2 separate regions of the Homo sapiens genome follow, and region 2 is linked to region 1. The links are chromatin contacts, found by Hi-C or POLR2A ChIA-PET in ENCODE. All regions are on one chromosome and are shown on one strand. Each heading gives the region's core, a stretch centred on a gene start or an enhancer-like site at or near the end of the contact. The rest is flanking DNA. Distances are from core to core; before and after follow the strand shown.

Region 1 (5,478 bases), core at 2,025-4,524:
CACTGGAATGAACCCAGAAGTGATGTGATCTTTAACACTATCACTCTGGCTGCAGTGTTGAGAACAGACTCTGGGTCAAGGGTAGAAGCAGGGAGGCTGGTAAAGGGGAGGCTCAAAAGACAGTGGGAAAGGAACCAGAAGAGGCTTGTACTGTGGAGCTGGAGCCAACAGGGTTGACTGAGGACTTGGGGTGTAGAGGAGAAGAGCAAGGGTGGCTTCAAGGCTTCCCTGCATCTGCCCAGCCTGGCCCTCACATCCTGTCCCTCTGGGTGCTGTGTGTACACGTGTCCAGTCCTTGGGGCTGTGCACTGCAGGCCCATCTCCTCTGGCTGGCCTAGAGGTCTGCCAGCCTCTGCCAAGAGGAGTCCTTGACCAAATCACAGCTTTCTCTACCTGGGGCCATCTGCCTGAGGTCACTGGTAGGGGTGGGGAAGTGGATTCACTCCCTGGGGTGCAGGGAAGGGAGGCTACGCCTAATCCCCAAAGGCAGTCCAGTAAATCTCCCATATCAGTGAGATATTTTCTGGGGCACTCCCAGACATATGTCCTTCAGCCCAGATCCCGTGAGTCAGCCAGAACTGAATGTGACCAGCTTCCTCCTCCACCGCTCACTTGGCTGGCTTCCTCTCAGGCTCCAGCCTTCTGCAGGGGCAGCTGAGGCCACGAGTGAAGGGCCTGCTCATGGGTAGCCCACGCCCCCTCCTCAGGGCCCTCAGCAGCCCTTGCCCCTTCTATTGGATGTGTTCTTTCAGAATCCCGGTTTGAAGGGCCTCCTCCCATGGCATCCTGTGTGGGGCTGGACTCTCACTGCTCCACAACCTGAATTCAGGCTTCTAGCTCCTTCCAGGACAGCTGGGCCTGGCCTCCACTGAGAACAGAGGAGTCTCCCCCACCTGACTCCATGCTGAGCTCTCCACTGGCCTGTCCTCTCGGGTCTGCTGGGGCCATCCAATACAGAGGGCTCGTTATAAGAGTGGGCTCTGGGGTACAAGTTCTGCCACTCCTTCACCTGCATGTGACCTTGGCCAGTCACCTATCTTCTTCAAGCCTCTCCTTCTGACACTGTGGTGTTCCTTACACATTGGAGGCCCTCATAAATGCTTTCTGAATAAGTCTGCCTGCAATATGCTTAACGCAGTGCCTGACCCAGAGAACATGCTCAGTAAAAGTCAACTATTTAAATCATCCCCATTTACAGATGAAGAAACTGAGACTCAGAAATGTAACTTGTCCAAGGCCTCAGGGCTGGGAAATGGTGGAGCCAGGTTCCCCTGTGCCCTGATCCATCAGTCCACCTCCCCTGCATGCTCCCCATTCTTCTCTGCCTCTGTGAAGCCAGCACAGATATGTCAGCCTCAGAGGGATGAATGGAGAAGCCAGAAACTCACACTCTGAGAACCCCTGAGGAGACAGGAGGTTCCTATCATCATGGGAGATACAAAGATGAATTAAAGTTTCAGCCGCTCAAAGGGCTGCCAGTCTGGAACTGGGAGCCACGGCGCCCGGAACAGAGTCTATCCCTACACAGAGGACCCAGCAAGCCTCAAGGGAGGGGCACCATCTGGGTTCCCAGTACACAATTGGCTCGTTGAATCACAAAGTTCACAAGAAATAGTGGCCACACAATCTGAATTTTAAAAGACAAGTCCAAGTTGCAAACATTTTCTCCTATTGTTATAATAGAGTATGAAGTGCCCCAAAGAATCCATTATTGTGGCACCTAAATGACCTCTCACAGCCAGGTGGATCACAAAAATCTATGTTATACCACACGTCCTAAGCTTGACTTGGGGAAAGAGGATCCCCATTATGCTAGACACACAGATGCCGGCTGCCCCCAGCCTCAGCCTCATGGGTGTATGCAGGTCCACACAGACTAATACCAGACAAGACAAAGGGTCACCCACTCTTGGGCTATTAGATGACATGGTGACTTGAGTTAGTGCCCCCTCCCCTTTCCAGCAGTGATCCTAACACCAGTGCTGGGCACTGTAAGGTCTGGAGGGGCCTTTGGTATCCCCAGAGAAAACAGACTGCCTTTGCATGCTTCTTGTCAGCATGAGAGGCAAGCCCTGGTCTAAGTGACACCGAGGTTGCAGCCAGGGTGTCTCTGACAGGGCTGCTGTCCTCAGATGTGAAGGCTTTGCTCCTCAGCCTCTTGCTACAGACCTCCCTCTCACATTAACTCCTGCCAGGACTTTTGGTTTCGGTTTCTGACAGCAGAAATAAGTTCTACCCTTTCCCTCTGTTGTCCTCCACACTTCCCCTCCTCCTACCCTACTTCCTTCACCCTTCTTCCTCCCACCCTAGTAGGAAATCCCCCCCCTGCCCCCACCCCCAGTCCCAGTCTGAGAGGGACAAAGAAGAAGAGAGGAATAGAGAAGGGACTGAGAAAGGGAGTTGCCAGAGACCTCGCTGCATCTTCGGGGCTTGGTGATCACTCACAAATCTGCAAATTGTGCCCTGTACAACTCAAGAGGACACCAGTCCTCTCAAGTCACCAAAATTTGCATATTTATTAGCACACTTTTCAGACAGATGGCAGTAAAGTGTCTTGAGAAGGAACAGTCTGAAGCTCTGGAGTGGGGTTAAAGGGCTGAATGCCTTTCGGCTCTCATCTCCTAGAAGCCCCAAGGCACCCCCAGTCCTTGAGCTGTAACCCACTTATCCCTCTTTGCTCAACTTCCCAGCTGGGCTAGAACCCCAGTGAGACTCTGGCTCAAAAGAGGCTCGCCAATCTAGGTCCATTTGTGGGGCCCCAAGCAAGTCTCTTCCTCACTAGGCCTCAGTTTCCCCATCTGTAATATGTAAAGAGAACAAAAGGATCTCTAAGCGGCCATCTATATTTAACAGCTGAGTCTGTGCAGAGGGTGCCTGGAGGCAGATGATTACAGTTGGGTTGCAGCCTCAGGGTCCCTATTTCTCTGAAGGAAGGAGGTTGTTGGTTGTTCCGTTGACTGAGAGCAGGGGTCAGAGAGGATTCTTTTGTTGAAGAATATCAAGAGGGGCTGTGTGACCTGGGGCGGCTCCTCTAACCTCTCTAAACCTGTTACCTCCCCTATGAAATAAAGGTGGTAATATTCACCTTGCAGGTGGCTGTGACGACTGAAGGGAGTACTGCATGCAAAAGTGCTGGCGTGGAGGAGGCGGCAGAAGAGGGCGGCGGCGGGGCACGGCAGCCACTGCCTGAGCTCAGGCTCCAGGGCAGGAAACCCACCTGACAGGCCACTCCTTCAGCTCGCCTCCCCCAGTGGGCTCCCTCCCCTCTCTCTGCAGGGCCACACCTCTGGGAGGATGCTCAGGGCTTGCACAGCGCTGAAGGAACCCCAAGGAGCCTACACCCCTTAGCCTGTCATGCCAGGCCCTCCCCTACCTACGCCCCGCGGCCACTCCCCACCCAGCCCCCCCGACCTGCTCGACACCCCCAAACAAGCCATGCACACCTCCCTGCCTTTGCCCAGGCTGCATCCTTTCCGGGTCACATGCCCTTCCCTCTCCCCCTCCTCAAGACAGCTAAATCCTGCTCATTGTTTAGGGCCCAGCTCAAATGTCACCTTCTGAGAGAAACCTTTCCCTGCCCTTCCAGTAAAGAAAATACTCATTCTTCCTGTTGCCTCCCTCAGCCCCGCATTCAGTCCCGTCAGGAGTGCAGCTGGGCTCCAGTCCGCCACATCCCCTCGCGGAGCCCCCAGTGCCTTATCTAGAAAATGGAGGTAAATCGTCCCTACTTGGGGGGCAGGACGAGTTCAATAAAATGGGACACGTCGGGCGTCTAAACATAGCGTGGGGCCCACAGTAGAGCCCGGCGAGTCCAACCAGTCAGCCTCGCACTGAGAGGGAAGCGCGCGCCAGGCCCCGTTTCCAGCCTCCTGTAAGTCCTCCCGGAAGACCAGTTCACAGCTCATTGGAAGATCAACCAGGATTGACAGGTTCCCAGCCCAATGGCTGGCCGAGCCCGAGAATGGCTCGGGAGCAGGTGGTCGGCCCCTTCCCCTCTCTGGGGCCTCTACCTGCGGAAGGCAGGGCGGGGGGCCTGGTTTCCACAAGCTGCCTGTGTCAGCCTGTGGGGCCGGCCGCCCCACTGATGACTCAGGTCTCCTCCCCACCCTTCCCCTTCAGGAAGAGGCCCTGTCATAATCGCAGTTGTACTACATAAAAATAGCTTCGTTTCACAGTGACATGAGCACAGCCCTTTCCACTGAGGGAAGAGGAAGGCAGTTTCCCCCTACGCGTTCCCCGGGTCCCTCTTCAAAAGCGGATCCTCGGGTGGGGGCTTCACACTTCTCAGCAATAGCTTCATCAGCGGCTTCCTCCCCGGCTTCGGCGCTGAAGGCTTTTTTTACCGCTTTGCGACCAGCTTCTCACCTTTTCTTATTTGGCCCTCACGTCAGAGACGGCAGGCAGCTGAGGTTGCTGTTCCCATTGTGCAGGTGTGGAAACCCAGGCCAGAAGAGGGGAGGTGACTGGCCTGAGGTCACACAGCAAGCTCGCGAGAGCCGAGTTGGGGGCCCTGACTCCTTCACCGAGTTCCTTACGCGCCTGCATAGGCCTCCTCCTAGGAAAGTACTGTGGCCACAGCCAGGGCACCAAGAAAAAGGAGAGGCGAGGAAGGCTGGACGGAACACAGATGTGAGGGGCAAGACATTCATGCAACAAACATTTGTCTGGCCGGGTGAGGTGGCTAACGGCTGTAATCCCAGGACTTTGGGAGACCAAGGCGGGCAGATCACCTGAGGTCAGGAGTTTGAGACCAGCCTGGCGAATATGGTGAAACCCCATCTGTACTAAAAATACAAAACAAATTAGCCAGGCGTCATGGCGCACGCCTGTAATCCCAGCTACTCGGGATTGGAACCCAATGACAAATTGGTGGTTTCCCTGTCAGTCAGGCCTGTTAGACTGAGAGCAGCCCCTCCAGGCCCAAGACTGATGAGTCTCAGCCATGAGGCCCAGCCTGGGGTGTGGGGGCCTTTGCTGCCCATTGAATCCCTGCAGTGCAGCCACTGAGGAAACCCTGCCTGGTCTTGTGGTCTCTGCTCTTCCCCCTCAAATCCACCCTCTACTATCAAAATGTAAGGCAGGTCAGAGGGCACAAGCTGGAAGCCTATAAATGGGTATCTTGTGGCACTAGAAAGAAAGGCACGCTGTGTTCCCAGCTGGGTGCCTGAATGCGTAGGAGTATGGGCAAGTGACTGTGTGTGTGCACATGGTTGTGTACAAACTTGGGGTGTGTGTGTCTTAGTCGGTTTTCTGTTATTTGTAACAGAGTACCTGAAACTGGGTAATTTATAAAGAAAAGGAATTCTTTCTTGCAGTGCTGGAGAATGAGAAGTCCAAGGTTGAAGGGCTGCACCTTGTGAGGTCCTTCTTGGTGGTGGGGACTCTGCGGAGTCCTGAGGCCCTGAAGGGCATCACATGGTGATGGGGTTGAGCATGTTAGCTCAGATCTCTCTTCCTCTTATTATAAAGCCAACAGTC
Region 2 (5,478 bases), core at 1-2,500, 180 kb before region 1:
AGAGCGCTCCCTTGCTGTTGACGAACTGGCCGGGCAGCGCCGTCCACTGGCCCGTGGCCAGGTTGAGACAGTCGATGGCGCAGTGCAGGAAGTCGTCGGAAGGTCCGTTGCGCACCACATAGAGGCTGTCGCGGTGGGCCACCATGCAGTGGCCATAGCTCTGCGGACGCCGCAGCTCGGCCACTGGCAGCCACGCGTCGGTCCGCACTGCGTACTCCACCACGGCGGTGGTGTCGGCCGGCCGCCACAGGCACACGAAGAGACGGCCACAAGCCTGGGCGCAGGGCACGCCGGCGGCCGGCTGCGGCAGGTCGGCCACGAAACTCCAGCAGCCCGCGGCTGGGTCGTAGCGCTCCACGGAGCTGATGGGCGTCCTCTGGAATTCGCCGCCGATGGCGTAGAGGCGGCCGTCGAAGCCGGCCAGCGCTGTGTCATAGCGCGGCTGGTGCGGGCTGGGGAACTCGTGCCACGTGCCGCCGTCGGGGTCGTAGCAGAAGCCCAGCTCTACCACCTCCTTGCTGGCGCCGCGCACGCCCCCCACGATGTAAAGCTTGTTGCCCAGCGTGGCCACCCCGGCCAGCAACGTGCTGGCCTCCAGGGGCAGCGCAGCCAGCGTGCGCCACGCGTCCTCTTCCTCGTCCAGGTAACACAGCGTGCGCGAGGCGTCCTCCAGGAAGCCGGGCGCGGGCGTGTGCGTGCTCACGGCCGCGTAGCTGCTGGGCCGCAGGGCCGCCACGTAGGCGCGGGCCTCAGGCAGCGCCAGTTCGGCCGCCAGCTCGCGCTCGCCGTCGCAGATGAAGAGCGCGGCACTGTGGAACACGTCGCGCAGGCCGAAGGCGGCGGCCGCGTCGCACAGCAATGCGCAGTTGTCCGACGTGAGGTTGTGCTCCAGAAAGCGAGCCAGCGCCGGCGCCTGGAGGAAGGCGGCGCACTCCACGGCCTGCAGCAGCTCGTCCTCCGCCGCCAGCGCCGGCCGGTCGCCGCGCAGCACCTGCAGCGTGGCGCGGAAACCTCCCGCGCTCAGAACGCCCAGGCGCACCTCTGCTGCGCGGGTCTCCCGCATGCCGGAGCGGAAGAGGCCTCGGAAGAAGCCACAGTGCTCCACCAGCAGGGCGCGGTCGGCTTGGAAGAGCTGGCCGCCCACCCACACCTGCACCAGGGTCTGTGGACCCCGTGCCATGGCGAGCTGGCCGGGCGGAGGCTGCCGCTGGGGCCTTGGGTTAGCCAGCCACCAACTCTGGGGCTCCCCTGGAGCAAAAAACTTCCCTGGGGGCTATAAATATCTCTCCCTGGCTAAAGATAGTATGGCTCATGTGATGTGGTGGCCCGCAGGCTGTATGGCTGCAGGCCCGGAGGGCATCTGGAGACCTGTGTGATCACTCATATCCTTAGAAGAAATGGTAATAATGGGTCCAGAATTGGTGGGTTCTTGGTCTGACTTCAAGAATGAAGCCGCGGACCCTCGAGGTGAGTGTTACAGCTCTTAAGGTAGCGTGTCTGGAGTCTGTCCTTTCTGATGTTCAGATGTGTTTGGAGTTTCTTCCTTCTGGTGGGTTCATGGTCTCGCTGGCTCAGGAGTGAAGCTGCAGACCTTCGCTGTGAGTGTTACAGCTCTTAAGGCAGCGTGTCTGGAGTTGTTCGTTCCTCCCAGTGGGCTTGTGGTCTCGCTGGCCTCAGGAGTGAAGCTGCAGACTTTCACGGTGAGTGTTACAGCTCATAAAAGCAGTGTGGACCCAAAAGAGTGAGCAGCAGCAAGATTTATTGCAAAGAGGAAAAGAATAAAGCGTCCACAGTGTGGAAGGGGATATGAGCGGGTTGCCACTGCTGGCTCGGGTAGCCTGCGTTTATTCTCTTATCTGGCCCCACTCACATCCTGCTGATTGGTAGAGCCAAGTGGCCTGTTTTGACAGGGCGCTGATTGGTGGGTTTACAATCCCTGAGCTAGATACAAAAGTTCTCCACGTCCCCATCAGATTAGTTAGATACAGAGTTTCCACATACAGGTTCTCCAAGGCCCCACCAGAGCAGCTAGATACAGAGTGTCGACTGGTGCACTCACAAACCTTGAACTAAACTCAGGGTGCTGATTGGTGTGTTTACAAACCTTGAGCTAGATACAGAGTGCCGATTGGTGTATTTACAATCCCTGAGCTAGACATAAAGGTTTTCCAAGGCCCCACCAGAGCAGCTAGATACAGAGTGTTGATTGGTGCACTCACAAACCCTGAGCTAGACACAGGGTGCTGATTGGTGTGTTTACAAACCTTGAGCTAGATACAGAGTGCCAATTGGTGTATTTACAATCCCTGAGCTAGACATAAAGGTTCTCCAGGGCCCCACCAGAGCAGCTAGATACAGAGTGTCAATTGGTGCACTCACAAACCCTGAGCTAGACACAGGGTGCTGATTAGTGTGTTTACAAACCTTGAGCTAGATACAGAGTGCCGATTGGTGTATTCACAATCCCTGAGCTAGACATAAAGACTCTCCACGTCCCCACCAGACTCAGGAGCCCAGCTGGCTTCACCTAGTGGATCCTGCACCAGGGCTGCAGGTGGAGTTGCCTGCCAGTCCTGCACCATGCGCTCGCATTCCTCAGCCCTTGGGTGGTTGATGGGACTGGGCACCGTGGAGCAGGGGGTAGTGCTCGTCGGGGAGGCTCGGGCCGCACAGGAGCCCATGGAGTGGATGGGAGGCTCAGGCATGGCGGGCTGCAGGTCCTGAGCCCTGCCCTGCGGGAAGGCAGCTAAGGCCCGGTGAGAAATCAAGCACAGCGCCGGTGGGCTGGCATTGCTGGGGGACCCAGTACACCCTCCGCAGCCACTGGCCCGGGTGCAAAGTCCCTCATTGCCCGGGGCCAGCAGGGCTGGCTGACTGCTCCGAGTGCGGGGCCCGCCAAGCCCACGCCCACCTGGAACTCCAGCTGGCCCGCAAGCGCCACACGCAGCCCCGGTTCCCGCTCGCGCCTCTCCCTCCACACCTCCCTGCAAGCTGAGGGAGTGGGCTCCAGCCTTGGCCAGCCCAGAAAGGGGCTCCCACAGTGCAGTGGTGGGCTGAAGGGCTCCACAAGTGCCGCCAAAGTGGGAGCCCAGGCAGAGGAGGTGCCGAGAGCAAGCGAGGGCTCTGAGGACTGCCAGCATGCTGTCACCTCTCAATAATAGTGACCATATACCGTGCACCTGCAGCGTGCGGGCGCACTGAGGGCTGCTAGGGAGATACCCATTTCACCTGCATCTTTCCAGCTGTGTGCCCTCGTGCGAATGTCCTAACCGTTCCTCATGTTCCAAATGGGACCAGTAGGCCAGGAACGGTGGCTCATTCCTGTAATCCCAGCTCTTTTGGGGGCCGAGAATGGTTGATCACCTGAGGTCAGGAGTTTGAGACCAGCCTGGCCGACATGGGGAAACCCCGTCTCTATTAAAAATACAAAAAAATTAGCCGGGCGTGGTGGCACGTGCCTGTAATACCAGCTACTTTATGAGGCTGAGGCACGAGAACAGCTTGAACTCGGGAGGCTGAAGTTGCAGTGAGCCGAGCTCGTGCCATTGCACTCCAGCCTAGGCAACAGAGTGAGGATCTGTCTCAAAAAAAAAAAATTAATTAAAAAATAAAATGGGGCCAATAATAACACCTATTTCACAGTCATGGGACAGTATCCGAAATATCCCGGTTGAGGCTGAAAGACTTTAGGTAACTTGTCCAGGGTCATTCAGCTAGGAAGAAGCTGGGGCAGAATGAATACCCACCTCACCCCTTCAGCTCAGAGGAGTGGGACAGGCAGGTTGGAGAACAAGGCAGAAATGGAGCAAGTACATTGGGCCAGGCTGGGGTACAGGACCAGGGTTTTAATTTGGCTTGGGCTTCTGACTCTGACTCTGAGCCAGTCCAATCTCTTTTTGAGTCTCAATTTTCTTCCTGAAAAATGGGAAAGGTAGCAACCCTGCTTTGCAGATGAGCATCCCATAAAGCCCCTGACTTGGGATGGGGATGGGAATTCCACACTTGCTGCGAGGCTCCAGATCCTGGGAAAAGGAATTGGGGCTGCCTAGGGGATCATATGCTTGTGGATGGGAAGAAGGGCTTCCTGAAATAATAATAGCTAACACTTTAATTGCATTATGTGTCAGGCACTGTTGTAAGCACTTTATACTAAGTCCTTACAACAATCCCAGGAGTAGATACTATTATTTCTCCCCCCATGGATATTATCCATTTATTGCTTATAGCAACACTATGAATTAGAAATTATTAATGGCCTTATTTCATATATGAAGAGACTGAAGCACCAAGAGGTTTAGTCACATAGCCAGAGAGTGGCAGACCTAGGCCTGGAATGCAGCCAGCCTGATTCTAAAGCAGGGGTCCCCAACCCTGGGGCCATGGACCTTAGGAACCAGGCCGCGCAGCCAGAGGTGAGCAGTGAGCAAGCAAAGCTTCATCTATATTTACAGCCGCTCCCCATCCTCATTACTGCCTGAGTGCTGCCTTCTGTCAGATCAGTGGCAGCAGCATTTGATTCTCATTGGAGGGCGAACCCTATTGTGAACTGCATGTGGGAGGTATCTAGGTTGCCTGCTCCTTATGACAATCTAATGCCTGATGATCTGTCACTGTCTCCCATCACCTCCAGATGGGACTGTTTAGTTGCAGGAGAACAAGCTCAGGACACCCATGGATTCTACATTATGGCAAGTTGTGTAAGTATTTCATTATATGTTATAATAATAATAGAAATAAAATGCACAATAAATGTAATACGCTTGAATAATTCCGAAACCATCTCCCCTCCGCTGTCTGTGGAAAAACTGTCTTTTACAAAACCAATCCCTGGTGCCAAAAAGGTTGGGGACTGCTAGAGGGCATGCCCATACCACTGTGTTTTTTGTTGTCGGTTTTTGTTTGTTTGTTTGGTTCGTTGGTTTGGGGTTTTTTTGTTTGTTTGTTTCTTTTTTTGAGACGGAGTCTCACTCTGTCACCCAGAGTGACAGAGTAACCCACACCTGGTTAATTTTTGTATTTTCAGTAGAGACGGGGTTTCACCTTGTTGGCCAGGCTGGTCTTGAACTCTTGACCTCAAGTGATCCTCTCACCTCGGCCTCCCAAAGTGCTGGGCCATACCACTGTGCTCCGATGCCTCTCTGTGCTACAAATGCTGGGCAGTCACCTTGTGTCAGGAGGGCATAGCTGAAAGGCACCTCAGGCTCATATGGTTCAATCCTCTCACAGTGGAGGGAAGTGCTCAGGGTCTTGTAGCTTGAAGCAGACAGCCTCAGGCCTCCTGCTGCCCACTCCATGGCACTTTTCCCACTACACAGAACTTTTCTAGGTGACCAGCTAAAACTATGGGTCCAAAAGTGGAGCTTGGGATGGAATGGAGCTTAATAATTATCTCCTCTTGCCACCTATTCTAAGGTGAGGAAACTGAGGCCCAGACGTGTAAAATGGTATCTGCCATTCAGATGTTTAGCTCCCCATCCT

Evidence for each region. Hi-C counts contacts between places; a loop is a spot of excess contacts on that map. ChIA-PET counts read pairs that join two places held with the same protein, here RNA polymerase II (POLR2A). Pooled maps may share reads with other maps.
Region 2: a pooled map shows a loop between it and region 1 (2.3-fold over the local background). The contact joins the promoter of KBTBD13 here to the enhancer-like site in region 1. A Hi-C loop is called at or near these places in 1 of 50 pooled maps. POLR2A ChIA-PET finds 5 or more read pairs at or near these places in 3 of 52 experiments (A673, PC-3 and Panc1).

The regions. Positions count from the first base shown.
Region 1 is chr15:64,892,612-64,898,089 of GRCh38, reverse strand. No RefSeq gene overlaps it. Among named protein-coding and RNA genes, the nearest start is that of ANKDD1A, 17 kb to the left of the region's middle. RefSeq lists enhancers at 2,694-3,292, 4,087-4,396, 4,547-4,656 and silencers at 3,407-3,456, 3,497-3,546. Within about 2 kb of position 3,274, at least 37 of the 41 ENCODE cell types and tissues checked have a DNase peak (open chromatin) inside an H3K27ac peak, as active enhancers do.
Region 2 is chr15:65,072,518-65,077,995 of GRCh38, reverse strand. It overlaps KBTBD13 (kelch repeat and BTB domain containing 13), which reads right to left and starts at 1,250. Exons shown (of 1, transcript NM_001101362.3): 1 at 1-1,250. The coding sequence starts at 1,180. It also overlaps a transcript of RASL12 not described here.